3 separate regions of the Homo sapiens genome follow, and regions 1 and 2 are each linked to region 3. Evidence: chromatin loops called from intact Hi-C (ENCODE). Cell type or tissue: PC-9. All regions are shown on one strand. Each heading gives the region's core, and the rest is flanking DNA. Links, peaks and the distances in the headings are about the cores only.

Region 1 (7,236 bases), core at 865-4,864, 530 kb after region 3:
TGGTCAGAGGTCAGGAATGTGTTAACAGCAATAAGGGTAGTGATAAAAACATTCAAGAGGTCCCAAGTCATTCAGGATCTTTCTCTGGCCCAGGGTCACCAGTTGGCCAAAGTTGGACTAGAGAGTGACAGGGGAAAGGCACTGCCCAGGCTAGTGGGCAGGAGGACAGGTGAGCTGGAGAAGCTGCTGGAGACCCTGCCCAGGTCATACTCTTCTGGTCTGGCAGAAGTCAGACCTCAACATCCAGGGGACTTAGAAGACCTGCAAAGGGAACCAGCCCACAGAGGTTTCTAAAAGCGTCTTCAGTTCATTTTTCACTGCCAAGTTCTTCCATGTGACTTTGGCATTTTTTTTTTCTCTCTGCCTTCTCTGTCAGAAAGTTTTCCTGGTTTTGGTTATTTTTAGCCCAGTGTGGGCCCTTGGGGACCATCAAATCCAACTTTCTTGTTTCACAAAAGAGAGAAATGAGACTCTGTGTTTGAAAGCAAGTTGATTAAGTTCACACACTTTACTATCAGAGTCATCCTCCCACCCATGTCTCCCGACTTCCAGCCCAGGGATCCCACTGTACTTGGTTGCCTCCACCTGTCTCTTAATGATCTCAGTAAAGTGCCTGACTGGCCTCTGCCTTGTTAAGAGCTAAATGGCCTCCCAGGACTCCCAGGTGTGAATAGCTTTTACCTAGAAATAGAGTGGGTTCCCAAAGAAGATTTGCAAGTTGGTCTTTGGAAACTCAGAAACACAATTTCCCTAGGAAGATGGTTTTATATGTTTATAGGTTCTCAGTCTCACTTGCAAATCCCATAGAACCTGAGATAATACGTGCCAACGTGAAAATCAATAGCACATGACTGTTAATTCCTGTGTCTCCTGCTAAGGGTGGGGTACTGAACCACACTTTGGCACTTCTCTATAGAAAGGCTTTAGGGACCTCCGCAGGATATTTATTCTTTGGGAATTAGCTTGCAAGCAGTCTGGGACCCATTTACTTTCTTTGCTCTTTGAAGGATGGCTTCACTTTTCTCCAGGGCTGGCTCCAAGAGCTCATGATTTGTGCGCGTTGCACAGGGACCCACACTCAGAGGGCCATGCATGTGGTTTAATGCTCTGCTGTAGCCGTCCTGAAATCCTGAATAATTTTTTCTTTGAACTTGTGTTCTATAGGTAAAGTCCAATGAGACAGTGGAGCATGCATGGGATCAGAGGAAACACGTGTAATCTATGGGTCCACTGCCATTCCTTGCCTCCCCACTCACATATAACATTTAGGATGCCCTGGACAGAGAAGTCAACTGTACCCAGGACACATGGAGTGCAGTGAGAATCACAGCGAATACAGAGTGTGTTACATCTACTGGGTAAATGGGGACACTGACAGCCCCCAGGGGCCATGCTTTCTGTTCAGTGGCATTCTGAGAAACACAAATGACCAAGGATCCCTTTCATATCCTTTCTTACTCATGTTACTTCCCTGTGTTAGCCACCCACTGAGGCTGAAAATGGTGACACAGAAGGAAAGGGAAATGTGGATGGCCTATAGTGTCTTCTCATTTTACTCCTTCCTTCCTCGCCAGTAAGCTGAAGATAGTGTTGGTAGAATATGCACATGTCAAGAAGTAAAATAAACACAGTTGAGTTTGTTTTTCTTGGCAGCATTTCCACAGTTCTGATGAGGAGGCAATACCTATGCATGTGTGAGCTACCAGATACAGAAAATGTAATTTCAGTGCTTCTACATCAAGCTAAATGCTGTGACATTTAAACTAATATTTAAATGTTATATTTTAAAACTAATATTCTACAATATAAAGACAAGTGGTAAAATTGATGCTGATAATTTTAAATTGTTCTTAGAGCTACATAAATAGCAAAGTAAAAACACTATGATGAGTGGAGAAAGAAGCCATGGAATAAAGAGAAAGTTTTATATTTTGTATCTTTAACAGCACTTTTTTCCTGCCTTTTGAACAAGGAACTCCACATTTTGATTTTGCCCTGTACTCTGCAAAATATGTAGTCATCCCTGCCTCTCCAGCTTCAGTATTTACCTTCTCAAGTTCTGTTCCGTCAATGGAATAGCTGTAACATAACTTGCCATTTCAATCCACCATTAATGCCTAATCATTGCTCTTTCAAATATTAAGTTGTCACTTTTGCTTACTACTATTTGATTTATAAAGGTGTGTATTAGTTTGCTTGGGCTGCCATAACAAAGTACCACAGAGTGGGTGGCTTAAACAACAGAAATTTATTTTCACACAGCTGTGGGGGCTGGAAGTCAAGAGCAAGGTGTGGGCAGGTTTGGCTTTTTTGAGAATTATTTCCTTGGCTTGAAGTCAGCAGCCTCATGTGGTCTTTTCTCTGTGCTTGTGCACCCCTGGTGTCTCTCTGTGTGTCTGCATTTGCTCTTCTTATAAAAACACCAGTTAAATTGGATTAGGGTGCACCAATATGACCTCATTTTACCTTAAGTGCCACATTAAAGGCCCCATCTCCAAATACAATCATATTCTGAAGTACTGGGGGTTAGGTCTGCAGCACATAAATTTAGAGAGAAATACAATTTGACCCACCACAAGAACTTTCTCACTTTTTCTTTTTATAGTAGCCTTGAGAGAGCAGCCAGGACACACATCTTGCAAGTCTATTCATTCATTCAACAAATATTTATGAGTACTTACTAAGCGCTTGATGCTGAAGATGTAACAATGAAGAAAACAGGCAGCTTCCTGCTCTTGTGGAAGTTAGGTTCTAGTGGGAGAGACAGACAAAACATAGTAACAAATAAAACAATCACAGACTGTGAGAAGTAGAAGTAAGATAATATAAATAGTGCTGTGATAGAAAATAAAGTGGGTGAGATTTTTGGTAGGGTCATCACGGAGGGCCTCTCTGAGGAGGTGACAAACATTGAGAAAGATTCCTTAAAAATGCAAAGAGCTCGGGAGAGGAAATTGCTCAGCAGAGGAAACAGCAAATGCAAAGGCCCAGAGATGGGAAAGAGCTCAATATGGTCTAGACACTGACTAAATGCCAGCGTAGTGGAGGTATCAAGTGTAATGTGGAGCATGGAGTGAGATGGCAGGAGCGGGATCGTGTGGGGGCCTCTTCTGCCTTAGTTAAGGAGTTGAGAATTTATTCTGAGTGCAAAGGGAAGTCACAGAAGGGTTGCTGTCAGAAGGGCGGCATGATCTGTTCTGCAGTGTGGGGGATGGGTTGGCAGAAGAAAGGTGTGGGAGATGGGGAAACTGAGTCCTACAGGCGATCACTTACTGGCTTTCATTCACACAAGTTCCAAACGGCAGTACTGGTCAGGTACTTACATTACATTCCTATAAACATGGAGCAGGGCGCCCTCTGCTGTTCCAAGTAATTCTTAATCCACATTGATGGCAAATCTAGGAAATGAAGAAAGAAAACTCCCCGACGCTTAATTATGGAATATACAGGAATCCTCCAATCACATTTCCAAAATTCATACCAAAATTTTGAGGTGAAGAGAAGGGGGCCTGAGGAAGCTCCCAAATAACAGGTTGACTGTTCTTAGGAAAGCTGGGTTGAAGATGAAATCGACTGGCCTTTTTATTTTTAAGAGTAATTAATCACTTGAATTACTCTTACTGTTTTCTAAAGAATTATACATGCTCATTACAAAAAAATCAGACACTACACCAACACAAAAGCAACACATTACTCCATATTTTACCATGTGGGAGTAACAAGTACTTTTGATGAATATTACTTTAGACATCTCTCTGTGCCTGTATATGTACACATCCTGTTGGATAAAAACGTCCTCAGTAGAGATCCCTCTAAAGTTAAAGACATTACTGAAGCATTTTTAAAAACGGACTCATTTTTTGAGCCACACATTTCAATTTTAGTTATTATAGATTGTCTCAGTGTTGTAAAATAGTGTTACAAAACATAACTCATTGTTTCGTTTTTCCATTTTTCTTAGCTCTGCAATGCCTTCTTTCATCTTCTTTATTTTATAATTTATCTTAGAGGTATTGTTTTACGGAATTCATATTCTTAATGAGCTTTTCTCTCTCGGCAAATGTTTCCTGCAAAGGGTCAGGTAGTAAATATTTTAGGCTTTGTGGGCTAAAAGAACTTGGTCACAACTGTTCAGCTCTGCTATTACAGCGTGAAAGCAGCCAGAGACAATACGTAAATGAATGAATGTAGTTGTGTTTCAATAAATGTTTATTTACAAAAACAGGAAGTGGGCCACATTTGGCCCACAGGCTGTCATTTGCTGACCCCTGTTACAAAAGATAAGATAATTACTGTTTACTCTTCCTTTCATCTCACTCTTTTCCAGGTTTTGCTTATATTATTTTCACTTTGTTAGGACTTAATGATACATTCCCTTATACTACCTTCAAGGCCACACAGGATTAGCCTTAGCTGTGAAATTAAATAAACATGGTGTTCCACATGAGTTCTTTTCATCACAGCTTTTTCACTCGAGTTCTTTATTATTTTTCATCTCTTGTTCGATGGGATTACTTGCCAGTTGTGTGTAGTTTGGTTTTGTTTCAAAAAGAGTTCATGAGTATTATATTTCCCGAGCTCTTGCGTGTCAAAAAATATCTGCCCTTTATCTCCATGCTTGGTGACACCCTAGCTTGGTACAATATTTTTGAATCATGTTGTTTCTCTCAGAAGTTGGTGGTCATTACTCCATGTCCCTTGGTACTGGAGTTGCCATGGCAAAGCCTTGAAACCACTTGACTTTTTCCCCCTATAGGGGCTGACTTGCCGTTTTCTGCCTAAATGTCAAATTTTTTTCTGGATTCTTAACACTTAACAGTTTAACCAGGAAATTTCCCAATTTAGACCATTCTGTATCAATTTCTCTTGACATAATTGTCCTCTTTTTTATCCATTAATACCGTTCTTCTTTTCAGAAAACTTTTTAGGTTATATCTTTGAATTCTCTTTTTTCTTTCCTTGTACTCTAAGGATGTCAGTTGTCTTCACGTTGGATAATTTTTTCTCTCTGTATCTACCTTTATTTTAATTGCTTTGTCTTTTCATCCTGCATTTTCTATGACTGTCCCCAGCCATCTCTCCATGACATTTGCAGCTACATTTTTCTCTCCTTTGCAATTTATAACTTATTACATTTATAACTCATTGTTTTGTTTTTCAATTTTTCTTAGCTCCACAATGTCTTCTTCCATCTTCTTTATTTTATAATTTATCTTAGAGGTACTGTTTTACTGAATTGATATTCTTAATGAACTCTTCTCTGTAATTAAGCGTTCAAAAAGAACTTGCACTTCACCTTTGAGTTTTATTTTCTTCCTGAGGGTTTTTGGTTTTGGTTTTGTTTTGCCTTTTTCTTGCTTACTACTTATTTTGTAGTAGCAGATTTGCATAATTTTGTACTGTTTCTTTTCATTTTGCTCATGCTTAACAGGGAGCAGTTTTGTTTGTAGTTTCTGTAAAATGACGCGGATGGATTCTCCTTGATGTCTTTCTCACTTTATCTGGAACTATCGTGTCTTCTCCTCACCAAAGAATCAGTTTCAGAGGTGGGTGTGGCTTTCTATTTATTTTTTAATTAAAGCATATTCTTTTGAATTCTCAGTATTTCGTTGACTACCTTTGCTTTTGGGAGAAGGGCTGGCCTTAGAAGTTGTACCAGTCATATCAGAATCTTTCTTTTCATGGATGCCAAACCTTATGATTCAAGCAGTACCCTTTCCTCTCTAGCCGCTAATGTATTATTTGGCTTAAAAAATAACCATTTCATCAGGTGGGGAAAGAAGTTTCTGTGATCCTGTTTTGCTCTGCTATCTTTACGTGGAGTTGGGTGTTAAAGCAAGAGCCAGGTGCATTTTTGGGAGGAATTAGTTATGAAAAGAAACAGACCAGATGATTTTTGAAGTTTCTTTTAGCTCAACATACTGAGATACGACTATTATGACAACAGGGGTCGCCCGACCGTTGAAAATTACCAAGTTCAACAATGTAATAGTAAGAGGCATTGCAATTGTCAGACCACTAGAGGGCAGATCTTGGCCACAATTGGAAGTAGTCACAGTAAATAGTTACTATTGTCAAATGAATTGTGCTGGAGCTCCTTTAAACTTTTACAAAAAAATCTGAAAAGGACAAACTGCAGGGAAACCGAGCTCAAATTATCTGACAGTTGGGGGCTACTCATTTGTAAAAGGGGTCCCGTGATTCTCTGTCTTGCCATCTGTATCCATCTCCCCTTAGGTGTTCACTTTTGCCAATCCCCCCGTCATCCAAGCTTGAAAACTAGTAAAGCATGCCCAGATCCTCCATTCGCTGTGCTATTTTCCAGCTGGCAGGTAGAAATTTGAAACACCTCGCCCAGAGTTACAGCCGCCCAGCTCATAAATGGTGAAGACCTGAAATGGAGCCCACCTTGCTGGCTCCTGTGCCTTCTGAACACCTCTCCAGGAGAGCAAGCTCTTGTCACTGATACTTCACTTCTAGCATTGAAACCGCAAGAGAAGCAATACCAGCAAGAGATGAATCAAATCCTCCCTTCAGCCCTTGCTGTTGGCAGCTCCCTATGGCATTCTGAATCATTACCCTGGACAGACTTTTGTGACCCAAGGATAAGCCTCCTTACAACAAAGATAATAGAAACCTGCCTTTGCTGCCAAGGATGTTTCATTTGTCTCTCATACTGGGTCTTGCTGCTGGAGGTAACATTTGCCAGCATAAACTTTCAGCCTGCTGTTTACCAAATTCCTCTGTACATCACTCATCATGCTTCACCAGGGAATTCAAGGCTTATTTTGCCCTCCTGGACTGCTTTCCTAGCCTTAAGTCTTTGGCGACACATTACATCACATACATGTAAGACAGATGCCTGCTTTTCCCTCCACTCAGGGAAGCTCTGAACCCACGATGTCAGTAAAATCCTGCTAAAGTTTTCAGATCAGGATGTAAGTTATGTGCTCTGTTAGTAATACAAATTGGGAGTATCCTTGATATGACTGTGTCCTTACAAGAAGAGATGTTTTATTTTCTTCATGTAGATTTAGTTTGGGCTATCCCAGAAAAATCACTGTTTTCTCTTGGGAAATATGTTGGCTTAAATATTGATAGATCTTCCTAAGACCTGATTCCTCCCAACAGGCAGCAGGCAGATCTGATGTTTTGTTTCAGCTGAGCTGTAAACATGATCTGCAGCTGGTGTGGTTTAGTTCACTGTGGATTAAAGTGTTCTGTGTCCCCCAGTCA
Region 2 (7,236 bases), core at 865-4,864, 260 kb after region 3:
CTCAAGCAATCCTTCTACTTCAGCCTCCTCAGAAGCTGGGACCACAGGTGCACACCACCACACCTGGCTAATTTTTGTATTTTTTGTAAAGATGGGGTTTCATCATGTTGCCTGTCTCGAACTGCTGGACTCAAGCAATCTGCCAATCTTGGCCTCCCAAAATGGTGGGATTACAGGTGTAGTAGGCCATTATGCCCACCCCAGAACTTCTTATTATTTTGGTGACTTCTAGAGTTGTGTTGGTTGCAAATCTCTGTTACAACCCTGACCCCCAAACTGTGTCCCTAGGATTGGCTTCCTTTTACTAGAGGTCCCTGTCCCCTGAAGCACAACCCTTAATCTCTTAATATAGTGGCTTCTGAGTCACTCCTGTGTTTGGCCCCCAGGGAACCCTCAGGGCAGCTCTGCTGTCCTTTTCTTATTTGCCAGGCTTTGCTTCTGGCCTGAATTAATTACTGACTTATGAGGGTTAATGGAAACCAGGCAGCCTTTTTGAGTCTCACCCAAAGAAGCATCTGTTTCTCATCTTTACCATGTAGGGAGGGCCGGGGGTAGTGAAGCACCCTCTAGCCATCTTGCCTCTGCCCCATAGCTCCCAGTAAGTGGTTCAGGGACAAAGTGTGTGATCTGATCATGTCAACCAAGAACTCCACGGATTGTAAAGGGAAAAACTCAGTTCAAACTTCCTTAAGCAAAAAAGGCAACTTACTGGCTCAAAGAATGTGAAGGCTGAGCTACAAATTTAACTGCAGATAGCTCTGGATCCTGTTTCTCAATCATCATCAGGGATTTCCCCACCTCTCATTGTATTCCTTGACTCTGTATGTTTCTACTTTGCTTTGTTTCTTGGCCTTTTCCCCTTCTAGCTACTGGCAGGTTCAAGTCCACCTCTGAACCTGCCACTTCAGAGGGACTATTTTCCTTATTGAGACACAGTGGAAAGTCCCAGGGAGTGGCAGATGTAGGCCAAGTTTGGGTCATGTACACATCCCTGAAGCACTGTGCCCAGGGCAATGATGTTTCATGATTGGCTGAGCCTCAGTAAGGGACCACCTCTGTGCCTGGAGTGCAGGGCACTGTGATTAGCAATGTCCCAAGGACCACAGTGGAGGGAGAGAGGGGCTCCCTAAGGACTCAGGAGATGGGGATTGGATGTTGGGCAAACAAACAAACAAACAAACAAACAAAAAAAACTAGAGTGGCCAGCACAGCCTCCTAGCCTGTCCTGGAAGTGTTTGCTAATGCTGTCTCTTCTTTGCCCCCATACCACGGGGTTAGGATGCCCATGATGCCACTGAGTACTTCCTTCTGGCCCTGGCAGCAGCGGTCCTGCTGGGTGATGAGGAGCTTCAGGACACCATTAGGAGCAGGCTGGACAACATCTGCCAGAGCCCCCTGTGGCACAGCAGGCCCTCCGGGTGCTCCTCAGAGAGGGCGCGGTGGCTGAGTGGTGGTGGCCTGGCCCTCTGAGGAAAGCTGTCCTGTCTCTGGACATTTGGCATGGCCAGACTCTGACCCCACTGCCCTAGGCTCTTAAATACTCATTGGGAGGGTCCGAGTCCTTACCTGGCCTAGCCCCCTCATTTCACAAGAAGAAGAATGAAGTCCAGGAGGAGAAGGGCTCATTGCAGGCCACAGAAAGATTTGATGGTGCAGCGATGAGAATTCCTGGTTCCAGGCTTTGCATCTGGAGCCTTTACCGGTTGACTGTTGCCTTCCACACAAACAGCCTCTGAAAAGCACTTTCTCCATACATAATTCTGGAGAAGATGAGGGATCTTGCCCTCCAGGAGCCTTCCTTCCTCCCCCAATGAGGAAATCAGTCACTGCACTGGTGCAAAGGCAAGCAGATTGGAATTTGTGCTCTTCACCGATTTTCTCAGGGAAAGACCCCTTCCCCTTGCCAGCAGAGGAACCTGTAGTTTTTTCCATTTCTTTCTTCAGAACCAAAGTATGTATCACTCCTCATGCTCACAGGGATTGACAGGAGAGAATTCACCAGGATCTTAGCTCAAAAGACACAGCCTCAGAATGGCCAGATGGATTGCACGAAACCTGACTTGGATTCACCATCTTCCTCCTGCCATAAGGCTGTGCTCCCACATAACCTCCCAGAAGCTCCAGGGAAGCTTTCCAAGAGCAAAGGCTTGGAAATTGAATGTTAAGAAAATTATGACATAAATTACATGTAAATAGTGTATATGATTAAATATTGTCCAGTTACATTTACACACACATTTTGTCTCATCCACAATGGGGGCAGATGAGATGGAGGACTTGATGGATGGGAGAGAATACCAATACATGTCTTTTTTTTTTTTTTTTTTTTTTGAGACAGTTTCTCCTCTGTTGCCCAGGCTGGAGTTCAGTGGTACAGTCAGGGCTTCCTGCGACCTCAGACTCCGGGGCTCAAGTGATCCTCCAGTGTCAACCTCCTGAGTAGCTGGAACTACAGGCATGTGCCATACCCAACTACAAGGCATCTTATTGATTTCAGGGCAGCTGCTTTACAAAGCATCTCTATTAATAACATCACTGCATAGCACACTGAGTGGCCTAAAACACTTATAATCTCATGGTTTCTGAAGGGCAGGAATCCAAGCATGACTTAGCTGAGCCCACCAGCTTAGGGTGGTTCACAGGCTGCAATCAGCTGGGGCTGCAGTTATCTCAACTTCAACTAGAGAAGGATGGGCTTCCAAGCTCACCCACACAGCTGTTGTTAGGAGTCAGTTTTTTGCTAGCTGTTGGCCAGAGGCTTCCTGCAGCCACTTGCCACGTGGGCCTCTCCACAGGGCAGTCACAACATGGCACCATGCTTCACTAGAGGGAGCAAACAAGAGGAGCAAGAACCAGAGTGAGCAGGAGAAAAGGGAGTGACTCTTTCTATAACCTGATCACAGAAGTGACATCTCCTTAGTCTTGCCTATTCAATTCATAATAAATGAGTCACTAGGTCTAGCTCCCACAAGAGGGGAGTGTTTACCAACAGCTTGAATACCAGATGGTGAGGAATCATTGGGGATCATTTCAGAAGTGACCTACCACAGTATCTGAGTTCTTTGATAATGAAATTGGGAATTCTCTAATTTCAGCAAACTGAAAATATGGTCCACTAACCAGCAGCATCAGCATCACCTGTGAGATTGTTTGAAATGAAAATCTGTGGCCCCACCTATGATCTCTGAATCAGAATCTCTGGATCCCAGAACGCTGACTCGTCCAAGCTTTCCTGGTGATTTTAATGCACCCTAAAGTATGGGAAGCACCACTGCAGGGCAAGAGCCCTCAGATAGTGTGCATAACTATTACCTGGTGAGGTTGTGGAACATGAACTTCTTGGTTTCTATCTCTAATAATTCTGATTCAGTAGATCTGGGATGTATCCCAGGAACATGCATTTTTAGAAAGCAACTCAAGCAAGCCTGATGCAGGTGGTTCACCCTTGCTCCTTTTCTGTGAACCACAAGGATACCAGCCATAATTCCCTGCATCTGATGCCCATCAGCTTAGCTTTTATTATCAGACCATCTGCCCTTAATTTCTAGCTTCTTGGGCTGACCAGATGATTGGTTGTATGAAAGGGTGAGATGGGAGTGGTGAGTTGAGCCGCCATTGCATCTTCTAGTCATCAAGGTTGTCTACTAATTGGCACACATTTTCTCTTAGAGATGTGGTTGGTTGTCAAAAGGCTGTCTACTCTAGAGAGTATTCTCCAGGAAGGAGAAGCTTCCAGTTGTCTAATTAGTAAAGTTATCTAATCTACTACCATGGAGAATAGATGTGGTTTTGCCCCCACCACAAGCTGTAAAAGCCCCAAGCTGGGAGGGACGTTGCGGTTGAGGCTATTCAGTCTAATCTCCCGTGCATAGTCCTTTCAACAACATTCCTGGGAGACAGTCAGGGGCACACACATTCCAGAACAGTTACATATCGTGTATTTGAAGAAGGCTCACACAGCCCTGGAAACCATGCCACTGGCCATTCCCCATCTGACTCAGGTTACAGATCCCCTCCCTTTTCCCACTGACCACTCACTCTCCTCTGGCCAGATTTGTTTCTGTTTCTCTGAAAGAGCAGTTCCCACAACTGCATGAGGCTTTTGATATTGGCCGGTGGGTGAAGAGTACAGAGGGATGTTACTATACTTAATTTGATTCTTCCTCTCCCCAGCAGCCACATCTGTCCTTGGCTTCCATTGAGCTTTATAATCAGTTGAAACTTCTGTGTCTTCTGACTTGAACTTCTGTTTGGACAGATCTTTCTCAATTGCTGCAAATATGCACATGCATTTGCATATGCATACACATACACACACATACGTGAAGAGCGTTGTTTCTATCCATGTTACATCTCCTTGGAAATTTTAGCTAAAATTTCCCAATTCTGTGCACTTTGATTTACCTATAAATCTGATGAATTTACCCATAACCAGGTCAGTTATAAAAATGTTTAGCATGTTTCCAAAGACAAGGGTAAGACTATTTTTTTAAAATAAGAAAAACATTGTGCTATATAATTGCAATTACTACATTCTATATGTAAACCGCTTGCTAAAACTCTTTTAAAAAGTGTTTAAAATTTTCATTTTTGAAATGTGGGCCAGCTATTCCCTTTGGAAACATGTTGATGCTGTCTTTTTTTCATGATCCACAGAGAGTAAAGTGGTGATTGGATTTGGTCTCTACTTAAACATTTAAAAAAATAAGTGTATCATAGCCAAACATGATCTAGTTACCCTCTTTATTCTAATTGTTCCCTCAAATCTTATATGGGCTGTGTGACTGCTGGCTCCTTACATCTAATCTAAATAAAGAACAAGAAGGGCATTGCAACATTGTGGAAAACCCTGTAACATGTTTTCTCAGCTTTCAGGTATACTAGTTCCCTGTCCAACAGTATTAACATTCTGAAATCCAATATTGCTTTTGTCCTTTTCTTATTTGCTTTTCCATTATTTTAAGATGCCTTTATATTGTGCATGTGTATATATATGTATGTGTGTGTGTGTGTGTTCATTTTCTTCCTCTTTGTAAATATAATGCACCTCATTTGGCAGAAGTTTATTTGGGGAAGGGAATATGCAGGAATGGAGGGTGTTAGGATGAGGGATCAGGAAGCCTATCACTAAAGGGAACCTGTATTTTGGTCTTGATTTTGATATTAAATTGCAGTGCGACCTTGGGCAAGTCACTTAACCTCTACACATCTCAGATATTTGTCCTCTGATAAAAGAACCTCACCTCTGGGTTTTTCAGCAGTGCTATTTTTATACTGTATGAATAGGATGAGAAATAGTATTGGAGAGATGAAATAATATATTTTTATAGCTCAATTATATTATCTTCTTTTTACAGGTGAGTAAACTGAGGAACAGAAGGGTAACTTTCTCCCAGACACATTGGTAGTTAGTGGCAAAGACAGTGGTACTTGAGGCGGGGGTCTCATGACTCAAGGACTTAGTTGCACAAATGACAGGATTTCTGCTGTTCAGGGCTTCCTTCACAGTTGTGTGTGTATATGTACACGTGTGTGTATGTATGCATGCATTTATCACGATATGCACCAAAGAGCCTTTACAAAACATTTTCTAAATTGATTTACTTCTTTTACTCATATTAACTTATTTTTATAAGGGATGACTAGTCTATATAGAAGAAAAACTTGTATTGTTTTCCATAAACAGAATTATGTAAATAATGGCAAATACAATGAAAATAAAATAATGCATTAACTTCAAGCTAGGTCCTGTTGCTCATTGCAAGCACCCAGCCTAGGCCTTATCTGGCATTGTTTGAAAACAGAGAGATTAATAAGTGGCAGAGAGTGTAGATGACAGACTAGCAACAACCACTTTTTCCTTGCACACTCAGAGAAATGGAGTAAGCAGGGAAGAGGACTGAGCTCCTTCTGAGGAGGGTCAGTGTCATTCAATGCCAGGTTTGGGCACACATTTCAGGGAAGTGGGGATTCAGCTGGGTGACAGGAAAGGGGCAAATGATATATTATGTAATATGATTCAGTATCAGAAGCATTGTGATTGGTGTTAGTTACAGGATGTTACAGGCACTGCGGGGAAGGGATTTTACCCAGACAGGGTTACGGGCATCAGGAAGGGCTTTCTGGAGGACGTGATATCCAAACTGAGTTCTGAAAGGGACACTTACTTAATTCTAACTGCAGACCAGCAGGTTGGTATTGACAGACAGTGCATGTGTCAAGCAAAGGTCCAGAGGGTGGACAGGGGGTGATGTTTTCTGAGAACAGGTCACTCTGAGTGCAGTGAGGCTGGAGCAGATTCAGGGAAGCAAAGAGGGTTTGGATTCTACCTGGAGGTTGAGGGGAAGGTATAGAAGGATTATAAGCAGTTGAAAGAAACATGGTCAGATTTGTGCTTTGGAAAGATGATTCTAGAAGCAGCATGAGACTAGATTAGGGCAGCAGTGGAGAAGGTAGAAAACACATTAGGACTTGGCGATTGCAACACAACACTCCAGCCTTGATTCAGATATCAACAGTTTTCCCCACTAATGTTCTTCTGATCCCACATTGGATTTAGTTGCCATATTTCCCTATGCATCTCTGGTCTATGACGGTTTCTGCCTTTCCTTGTTTTTCATGACCTTGTCAGTTTTGGTCTCTTTTCCTCTTTTAATTGCTCCCATTGAGATGTGTGGACAAGCGGCAAAGAAGGAAGAAATTCAAGGGAATGGGCTCTGCACTCACTCAGGTGGCAGCTCAGGTGGGGGCAATGTAATGTGTTTTGGAGTTGGGCATACTTAGGTTAGAATCTGTTTCTTACTAGCTGTGTGACCTTCTGCAAATTAATTAACTTCCCTGAGCCCAGGGCTGTCAGAATTATATCAGACTTACTTATGTCATAGACAAGGAAATGGCTAAAAAGGAAATCCATCTTTGGAGGCATGTAAGCCTTGACATTGAGAAGTGCAGCCAAACCTGGAGGTGTGGCCAGGCACCCTGGTCCTGCATTCAGGGACACTTGGGTCTGAAGCTCTTTCTCCTTTTCATCACTGAGTGACCTGAGCAACTTACTTTACCTCTTTAAGCTTCAATTATTCCTCTGCTCAGACTTTTAATTGAGACGAGATGTATGGATGGCTTGGTATGAATGTCAATTGGTGGTAGCTGTCACAATGAAGCAGAACTGAGTAGATTCTTAATAAGCACATCTATTCCTGGGTCCCACACCGTTAAGCGGGAGGGTGTGTATGTTAG
Region 3 (8,306 bases), core at 2,418-6,417:
TAGTAGAGACGGGGTTTTACCATGTTGGCCAGGATGGCCTCGATCTCCTGACCTCGTGATCCACCCGCCTCAGCCTCCCAAAGTGCTGGGATTACAGGCGTGAGCCACCGCGCCCGGCCTCCCATAAATTGTATTTTAAGTTCTCAGGCTAGCTCACTAATTCTTCTAAAAACATAATATTTCATTTGAAATAATTTAGAAAAACAGTATGAAATGTTACTATTGCAAAAACAGACGGAGGCTTTTGTAAATATTTTTATTTTTATAATGTTTAAAAAAATATTTAAGATAGAGACAAGGTTTCACTATGTTGCCCAAGCTGGTCTCGAACTTCTGAGATCAAATGCTCCTCCGGCCTCGGCCTCCCAAAGTGCTAGGATGACAGGCATGAGCCTGTAGAGATGTTTAGAGAACTTTCAGAAACTTTCAAGGACTTTGGAGATATATTCAGAGAATTGGAACGAAAAAGTAAAAAAGGCTAAGGAAAATGGAATAATTTATGGAGTGGAATTAACTGAGCTGTGGTCTGGGAAGGATATAGAAATGGGAGAACACAGTCTGTGCACAGTTCTGAGAATCAACAAAAAATTGTTGCTGGCAAGGTATAGGGGTTCTGGTTTAAATAATTACCCATAATGTCCACTAGGTGGCAATGTTGACTAGTTGTCTACAGCTTGGTTGCTGTCAGAGTAACTGAGATGGATGAAAAAGTTATTTGCGGGTTTGGACAAGGAATAACTTTTTTTTTTTTCTGTATGTTTCCTTTAGTGAGTTCTATATTCCTCATAAAAACTAACAATCCACACTGCCCATAAATTCGCTTAGGCAATATTGATTGCACTCTGTGCAAGTTTCTATTGAGAGAAGAAATGCTAAGTAGGAATGATTCTCACCCTCAGGGAATCTACAATCTAGTAGAGGAGACAGACATGTATAAAATAATATAATATAAATTATTGTATGAAAAGTACCAGAGGAGAAATAAAGTGGTCTTGGAGTCCATCAGACAAAGTAAGACTTTTTTACTAATCATGGAGGCTGTAATGGATGACAGATATTTGGAAGGCAGGCAACTGAGAATGTGTAATGAGGAGATAACATTATGGGCAAAGAGCAGTGAGAGCAAAGACATTGAGCTCAAAGGCAGCAGGACGTGTCTGTGAAGCAGTTCAGGTTGGCTGGATCGTGGGTTATTGGGGGATAAGCATCAGGGCAAGGATAGGAATGAAGGTTGTGATACCTGCTTTTCTCTTCCCCTTTCCATTTCATTTTGAGTGCAACTCTCTGGCAAGGATTTTTAGAATCTGCCTCATATCTTCCTTTTCACTACCTACTTTGCTGACTTCCAAGTTTTCCAGGTTTGCCTGGATTTTGTCTAAAGAATGCTATGTGGGGAGCTCCAGCTCTGTAAGAAGGTATCAAATTTAGCCTTAGTGAACAATACCAGGAAGAAAGCTTTCAACTCCCTCCTGCTCCCTGTCTTGTGAAAACAAATGATACTCCCTAGTCTCATTCTTCGCTTATCAGGTGGAACTGGGAAACCCTGGGAAAGAAAAATTTGGAGGCTCAGGACTATTTGTTCCAGGGAGAGAAATATACTCTAGCCTCCTAACCTGTCACCTTACCTCTAGGGACTGTTTCCACCATGGCCAACAGAGCGACCATTCCATGATCCCAATCAGACCGTGCAACTACCCCCTTAAAAATATGTGATGGCTCCCCGGGCCCTCAGCGGAGAGTCCAGATTTCTTATTATGGTGTTTGGGGTGCCTTCTTCACTGAGCCTGCAGTGATCTCAGGAGACTTCAGGAAGAGTAAGAAAAACAACAGATGGGTGCTCAGATCTGGGTTCCTAAGTCAACTTCATTGCCGTGTGAATCTCAGTTCTTCCACTGGGTCAATAGTACATAATTTCTTATGTGCTTCTTTACCTATGCTTCCCTGTCCCCCACCAGACTGCAAATGCTGTGAGAGCGGGCGCTGTCTTACTCATTGCTAGATCCTTAGAATCTAGCACAGTGCCCAAACACCTAGTAAATGGTAATAGTATTTGTGGAATGAGTCAGTGAAAACATACTCAAGGGTGTGTAAGGCCTGCCAGTTTTGGCTTCTATTAATGCATGTGTCCTGGGGGTCCCATTTGTCCTCTGGGATTGTCGTATTTGCTTATTTATTTGCAGGGGGAAATGAACTTGTGACCAGGCCTTCTGGAGACATGCTGCTGTGCTGCCCAGCCCCTGTGTGCTGCTGTGGATGTGTGGCTTCTCCTTGGCTCAGGGCCCCTCTCCCATGCTCCTTTGTGTGGGGTGATCCCCAGAGCCCTCTGATCGGGTGTCTGCCTGATGCTGGCTGCAATGAAAACCTCTCTTGTTCCACTTAGCACAATGTTGCCATTATAGCCCCTATCCAGGGAAATGACACACGTCTGCTGGCCCACCCTGGGCCCCGGAAAGCAGATAGAGATCTCAGTGGCTGTTTCTGGGAGAAAGAGAAAGAGTTTCATGGATGGATGAAAACTCCTTCTTCCCATGCGCCTTCAGGTTTCTGCTCCAGGGCACGGGGCTCCTACTTGCATGGAGGCAACAGGGCTCAGCTTCCACAGTTGTTAAAACCAAGCCCAGTGGTTGTGTCTGAAGGAAAAGGAGCTTTTGTTTTATGCTGAAATGCTGCATGAAGCTTACTCCATCCCTTTGGATTCTTCTCCTTAAGCGAGATCTTAGGCTCCTGAAGCGAGGCTCGTGCCCTGAAGCACCTACAGGGCCGGGCAGGGAAGGGTGTGCAGGAAGCAGGCCATGCAAGTGGAGGGGCCACAGCAAAGCGGAGCCCTCTTGCTCCGTCTGAGGGGCCAGTCACCAGTCAGCTTGGAAATGGAGTGGCCAATCTTCAGCTTTTTCAGCAGAACCCAGAAATCTAGATTTCAGTGAGAAATCTCTTTTGATTTAAAAGTGTTGGTAATGAATTCCAATTGTTTTAAACATTGCAGTAGCCAACTAAAACACCCCTGTGAACTTAATCTGGACTATAGCCACCCCCAGGCCCCAATGTGGAAACTTGAGGGAAATTAGGGACCCATGAAGACATCTGGAGGGTCTGTCCAGCTGGGGGCCTCCACGCTGAGGCCTGAGGAGGGTGTGCAGCTCCTAACACTGCAGCGTGGACTAACTCTCTTCTGAAGATCTGGGCTGCACGCCCCTAGCTTCATCTGTGGCTGCAGGCTGGTGCCAGGTTGCAGAGGTCCAAAGTGGATTTTATAACCTGGAGCTAGAAAAGCTTTAAAGCCCCCCAAAACCTGAGACATTAGCCCATCTGGTCCCTTCATTTGTCAGTTGGGGAAACTGAGGCTGAGAGAAGGGGAGAAATCTTACCTGAAATCACAGAAGGCCTTAGAGCCAGAACCAGGAGCAGTGATGCCCTGATATGAGGTCACCTGAGCCACTCTGTTCAGTGTGTGGGACACAGTGGTGAAGAGCATGACTTTAGGACAAGGTGGATCTGAGTGTTACCCAGCCCCGCCCCTGCACAGTCCAGGCACGATCTTCAACCGCTCTGAACCTCAGATTCCTCATCTAAAAATTGGGGCTACAAACATCTTCCCCACACAGCAGTTGTGATGCTTCAGTGTAACTGTGCATGTAGAGTGTGGAGTGGCTGATGCCATGCCAGCACATGGTACGTTTTCTTCAAATGCCAGCTGGCAGTATATTCAGGGAGGAGATTTTGTATGATATAGCCGAGTGCACGGGCTTTGGGTGAGGCATCTCTAAGATCAAGTGCAGGCTCTGCCACATACAGCTGTGAAACACTGGATGAGTTATTTATCAAGGGCCCAATTTCCTCATCTGTAAAATAAGGATGAAAGTAGTACCAGGGGGTTAAATGAGATCTGTAAGGTGCTTAGCACAGTGTCTGAGCCATGGTCAGAAGTGTTGGTTATTATGTAATCAGTGTGGGTTTCCTCTGAAGAATTCGTCAGATGTTTATGGAAAAATATTAAGGGATGCTGAAACCGTGGCCACATACCCAGGCTGCCCCCTGCAGGGAGTTTTATATAAATCCAACCCCTGGAAATGCAACTGATTCTGCCAGGTTCCTCCTTCCCTGAAGGAGCTCCCAGTGCTCCCGGATGGGAGGACTACCAGGCCTCCAAATGCTGCTACCCACGGAGTCTGCAAAGGAGTGGTGTTTTGTATGCACATTTAAAAACGTTACATAGTCCCATTATTTTGTTACAATGACAGATTGCTAGGGCCAGATGGACAATTTGTCCTGATCCAGGTGGGCAAGACCCTGTGCCTTAGGGAGGCAGTCACGCTTCTTTTGTATGACAAGGAATTCTGTATCCATAAGGAGGTTTTGGAAAACCAGAAGGCTCTAGGTCTGGGCCCTACAAACACTTTTCAGTGACAGACTGAGGCAAGCTTTTACCCTTCCTATGTGTTCCCTAGTGATTCATGTCACACTGCGCGCTTTGATCGGAGCACATGCCTGCACTGTTTAAATTGTGGTCATTCTCCCTCACACAGACAGCAAAGGAACACATTCGGGATTCCGCTGCCAATATTCATTCACTCTGGGAGCCAGGGTATCTGTCACAACTTCTTTGGTTGCAAGTGATAGAATCACAACTCCAACCAGCTTTAATGAAAAAGCTCAAAGGGTAGCTGAGTAGCTGAAGGGGCGAAGCTGGTTTGAAGCCAAGCTTGGATCCAGGAAGGCAAACTGAGCAGTCGCTCTTTTCTCTCCATCTCCCGGCTCTGCCCTCCTCTGTTTAGTCTTCATCTTCAGGCCGTCTGTTCCAATCTGTGGCAGAGAAGGCCACACAGCTGCAAAGCCTGAATTCCTTACACCTGGAGATTCCAGGTGAGAAAGGCAGCCTCTCTCCCTGCAGTTCCAGCAGTGGCCCAGAGAGGCCCCCATACTCTAGGTAAACCACAGGCTCTAAGCCCAAGGGAGGTGTTGAGCAGTGAAACGCACGCCTCCCCTGCAGCCAGGCGCGCACCTGCAGCACACCACTTTATCAACTAAATGCCGCGACCTCTATTTTGCATATGTCATTTCATTCGTTTGCTAGGGCTGCCACAACAGAATTTCTGCCAGCAGAGCTGGTTTCCTCTGAGGCCTGTCTCCATGGCTTGTGGATGGCTACCCCTTTGCTGTCTCTTCACGTGGCCGTCCCTCCCTGCATGGGCTCCCTGGCTGTCACCACGTGTCCAAATCTTCTTATGAAGACACCAGTCAGATTGGATCAGGCCCTACCCTAACAGCCTCATCTTAACTTAGTCACCTCTTTAAAAGCCCTATGTCTAAGTAGAGTCACATTCAGAGGTACTAGGGGGTTAGGGATTCCAAATATGAAATGGGAGGGTGAGGACACCGTTCAACTAGCAAATGGCAAGGCTGAGACTGCCCTGAGGGAGGATGCGTCTAACCATGTGCCCTTACCCATGACGCTGTACTGTCCCTGCTGGAGCTCATGGCAGCATACCTGGAGGCAAAGGATTTACAACCCTCAGCAGCGGGGAATATGAGAGGCTGTATCCACTGAAAACCTTAGTGAGGTCCAGGGACCCCCTGTCTATATGATGCCCCAGCAGGATACCACTGGTATATGAGAGTCTTGGCTGTCAGGCGAGCTGTGGTTCAGCAAGCCCTGTTTGTTGTCAAAGAATTTTGGGTTATCTTCTCTCTGCAGCGTTTTCAGATGGTTTCTCTTGGGCTCCCCGAAGACCAGCTATCATGAAGATGTACAGGGAATACAAATACCTTCTCTCCTCCCTTTTCCATCAGGTAGAACAGCATTTCCAAAAGTGTGGAATTCAGACAATTGGTGAAAATGTGATATATGTTTAGATATTACACAGACCAACATATTTGGAGAGTTATGAATTTATATGAATTTGTAATAAAAACATATAACCAGGATGGGTGTGGTGGCTTATGCCTGTAATCCCAGCACTTTGGGAGGATGAGGTGGGAGGATCATTTGAGGCCAGGAGTTCGAGACCAGTTTGGGCAACATAGTGAGACCCCCCCTCATCTCTACAAAAAATTAAAAATAAAAATTAGCTGAACATGGTGGCACATGCCTGTAGTCCCATCTATTCGGGAGGCTAAGGCAGGAAAATTGCTTGAATCTAGGAGTTTGAGGTTACAGTGAACTATGATCACACCACAGGACTCCAGTCTGGGCAACACAGCAAGACCCTGTCTCTTAAAAAACAAAACTAAACAAAACAAGCTAAACCAACCAAACAAGCAAAAAACCCCATATAAACAGTCCTACAAACCTGTGCTTTTCACTGGCATTAAAATAGAAACATCAGATACATGTCAATTGAAAGAAAAATATCAAGTAAATAGTATTAAGAAAATAAATAATTTGATGAAATCATGAAGGTGATGCTTGAATGACTGAAATCCGGGAAGCACCGGGATAGTTCCCCCGAGAGGGAAATACTTCTGGCTATGGACACAGAAGTCATGCCAATTTTAAGCCTCATTTATCTGCACATTTAGCTCTAATTTTCCCTGAGGATGACCATAGATGGTGACTTCCGGCCTTTGGTTTCTCTCGTCTCTGTCTCTGGGCCAATCATATTGGACCAGGCCAAGTACAGAGGTGAAAGGCTTGTGAGTGTTGGGGAGAGGCTGACCCTCATCTGCACAGCCCCTGGACTCTATTCATTTGGAGTCTTGCTGCAGGGCTCCTGAGTGGCTTGGCGCTGCCCATAGCTGAGTATGTAGGTAGGTGTTTATCACTGTGCAGTCAAGATTTTTAGCAACTCAAAGTCCAGTGTGGAATAATGCGTTTAAAACTTAATTCCACACGGAACTGGCAAAATTCTGTGAAGGTTAATTGCTATTAATTTTAGTAGTGCTTTTGCCCCCTTGAATTTTGCTAACAGTGCTGAATAACAGCCTTCTAGTCCACGTTTGGCTCTGTGGCCAGCTGCAGCTGCTGACATCTTCCACAGCTGGTGCCCATGTCTATGAACTGGGTGCCTGGTGAGGTTGAGGGGCTGCAGGCACAGGAGAGCTGGCTTGTTCTGATCTGCTCAAACGCTCAGTCAGCCTGTATCGTGGCTGCGAATTACAACTATTGTATTATTGGCATTACCTTCTGTGGCCTCCAAAGTCACATTCTGCTTTATTGATGTAAGGTTGATCTCCAGTGTCCAAACGGGTTGCATGTGTGGGGAAAGGCCCCCTTCTAGAATTTCAGACAGTCTGACTCAAAATGTTATGTCTATTCATGAAAGGAAGATGGGTGAGAGCAACGCTTCTTACACTTCACCATGTGTATGAATCACCTGGGGATCTTATGAAAATACAGATGCTGATTGGGCAGGTTGGGGTGGGGCCTGAGGTTCTGCATTTCACAGAAGTTCCTGGGTGATGCCAATGTTCCTGGTTAGGAACATTTTGAGTGGCAACGCTTGGAACAATTCTTCCTACACCCAGCATGTTGACAACCACAGCACAAGCCAAACACCCTCTACAAAGCCTGGATGGATGAGAGGAGTCCTTTTAGACTCTGTGCATGGCTGGCCCCTGCCTGCCCTCCCACCGCTTCTAATCTCACTCTCCCCTGCATATGCCCCACTCCAGCCTCATTGGTGCTTTTTGTTCCTCCAATAAGCCAAGCTCTTGCTCAATCCAGGGCCTTTGCATCCACTGTTCTCTGTGCCAAGAATGCTGGCAACCCCACTTTTCCCCAGGTACTTAGTTTTCATCCTTTGATTAGCATACGAAGTGAGTTTCTTTCTCATGGTACCTATTTGTTGTCTCTGTAGCAGTTATCTTCATGTGCCAGCTCTTTTTCTGTTGCCTTATTTATGATTCGTTTCTCCTCTAGACCAGAGTCCATGAGGAAAGCCCATTCCTGCCTTCCACACTGTTGTATCCTCAGTGCTCCTGCCTGGCAGGAGATGCTCACTCATGAATATTTGTTGGGTGCATGTGTAGGCAGGGAGCAAAAATGCATTCTTATCTTTTTGCACATTTGAGCCACCTGTCTGGAGGGGCCATGTTGGGGCTGAAAGTTAGCATTGGTTCTTATTGAAGAATCGCAGAATGAGAGCTCAGAAGAGGAGCTACTTTTAATTCTAAGCCACATCTCATCGTCAGAGATGTCGAAACGTGAAAAAAGTGTGCATCTTTGAATAGATAAAATACAGTAAGCCAGCATGTCTTAAACAGAGGTTATGTTAAATTCATTTATAAAATATTGGATTAAACAAAGGTACTATGGTGGGACTTCTCAGGACTTTCGGCAATGTGTGTTGTGAGTCTACGAGAGAAGGGAC

The links. Hi-C counts contacts between places; a loop is a spot of excess contacts. Peaks named below come from ENCODE experiments on the same cell type or tissue, not always from the same donor. Only the 100,000 strongest peaks of a DNase experiment are listed, where the experiment ranks them.
Region 1: a loop joins it to region 3, with 6 times the contacts of the local background. A loop is called at or near these places in 26 of 110 quality-filtered maps.
Region 2: it touches region 3 in a loop (7-fold over the local background); 4 of 110 quality-filtered maps call a loop at or near these places.

The regions. Positions count from the first base shown.
Region 1 is chr5:148,729,890-148,737,125 of GRCh38, reverse strand. No RefSeq gene overlaps it. Among named protein-coding and RNA genes, the nearest start is that of HTR4, 79 kb to the right of the region's middle. In PC-9, for the core only: CTCF peaks have their summits at 2,140, 2,346, 3,157 and 3,361 (motif pointing left); a DNase peak (open chromatin) is centred at 3,335; H3K27ac peaks cover 623 bases.
Region 2 is chr5:148,998,945-149,006,180 of GRCh38, reverse strand. It overlaps SH3TC2 (SH3 domain and tetratricopeptide repeats 2), which reads left to right. Exons shown (of 17, transcript NM_024577.4): 17 at 1,279-7,236. The coding sequence ends at 1,470. Among named protein-coding and RNA genes, the nearest start is that of MIR584, 60 kb to the left of the region's middle. In PC-9, for the core only: a CTCF peak has its summit at 2,998 (motif pointing right); DNase peaks (open chromatin) are centred at 870, 2,950 and 3,920; H3K4me3 peaks cover 427 bases; H3K27ac peaks cover 4,000 bases.
Region 3 is chr5:149,261,495-149,269,800 of GRCh38, reverse strand. No RefSeq gene overlaps it. Among named protein-coding and RNA genes, the nearest start is that of AFAP1L1, 6.2 kb to the left of the region's middle. In PC-9, for the core only: CTCF peaks have their summits at 3,848, 4,061 (motif pointing left) and 4,910; a DNase peak (open chromatin) is centred at 3,950.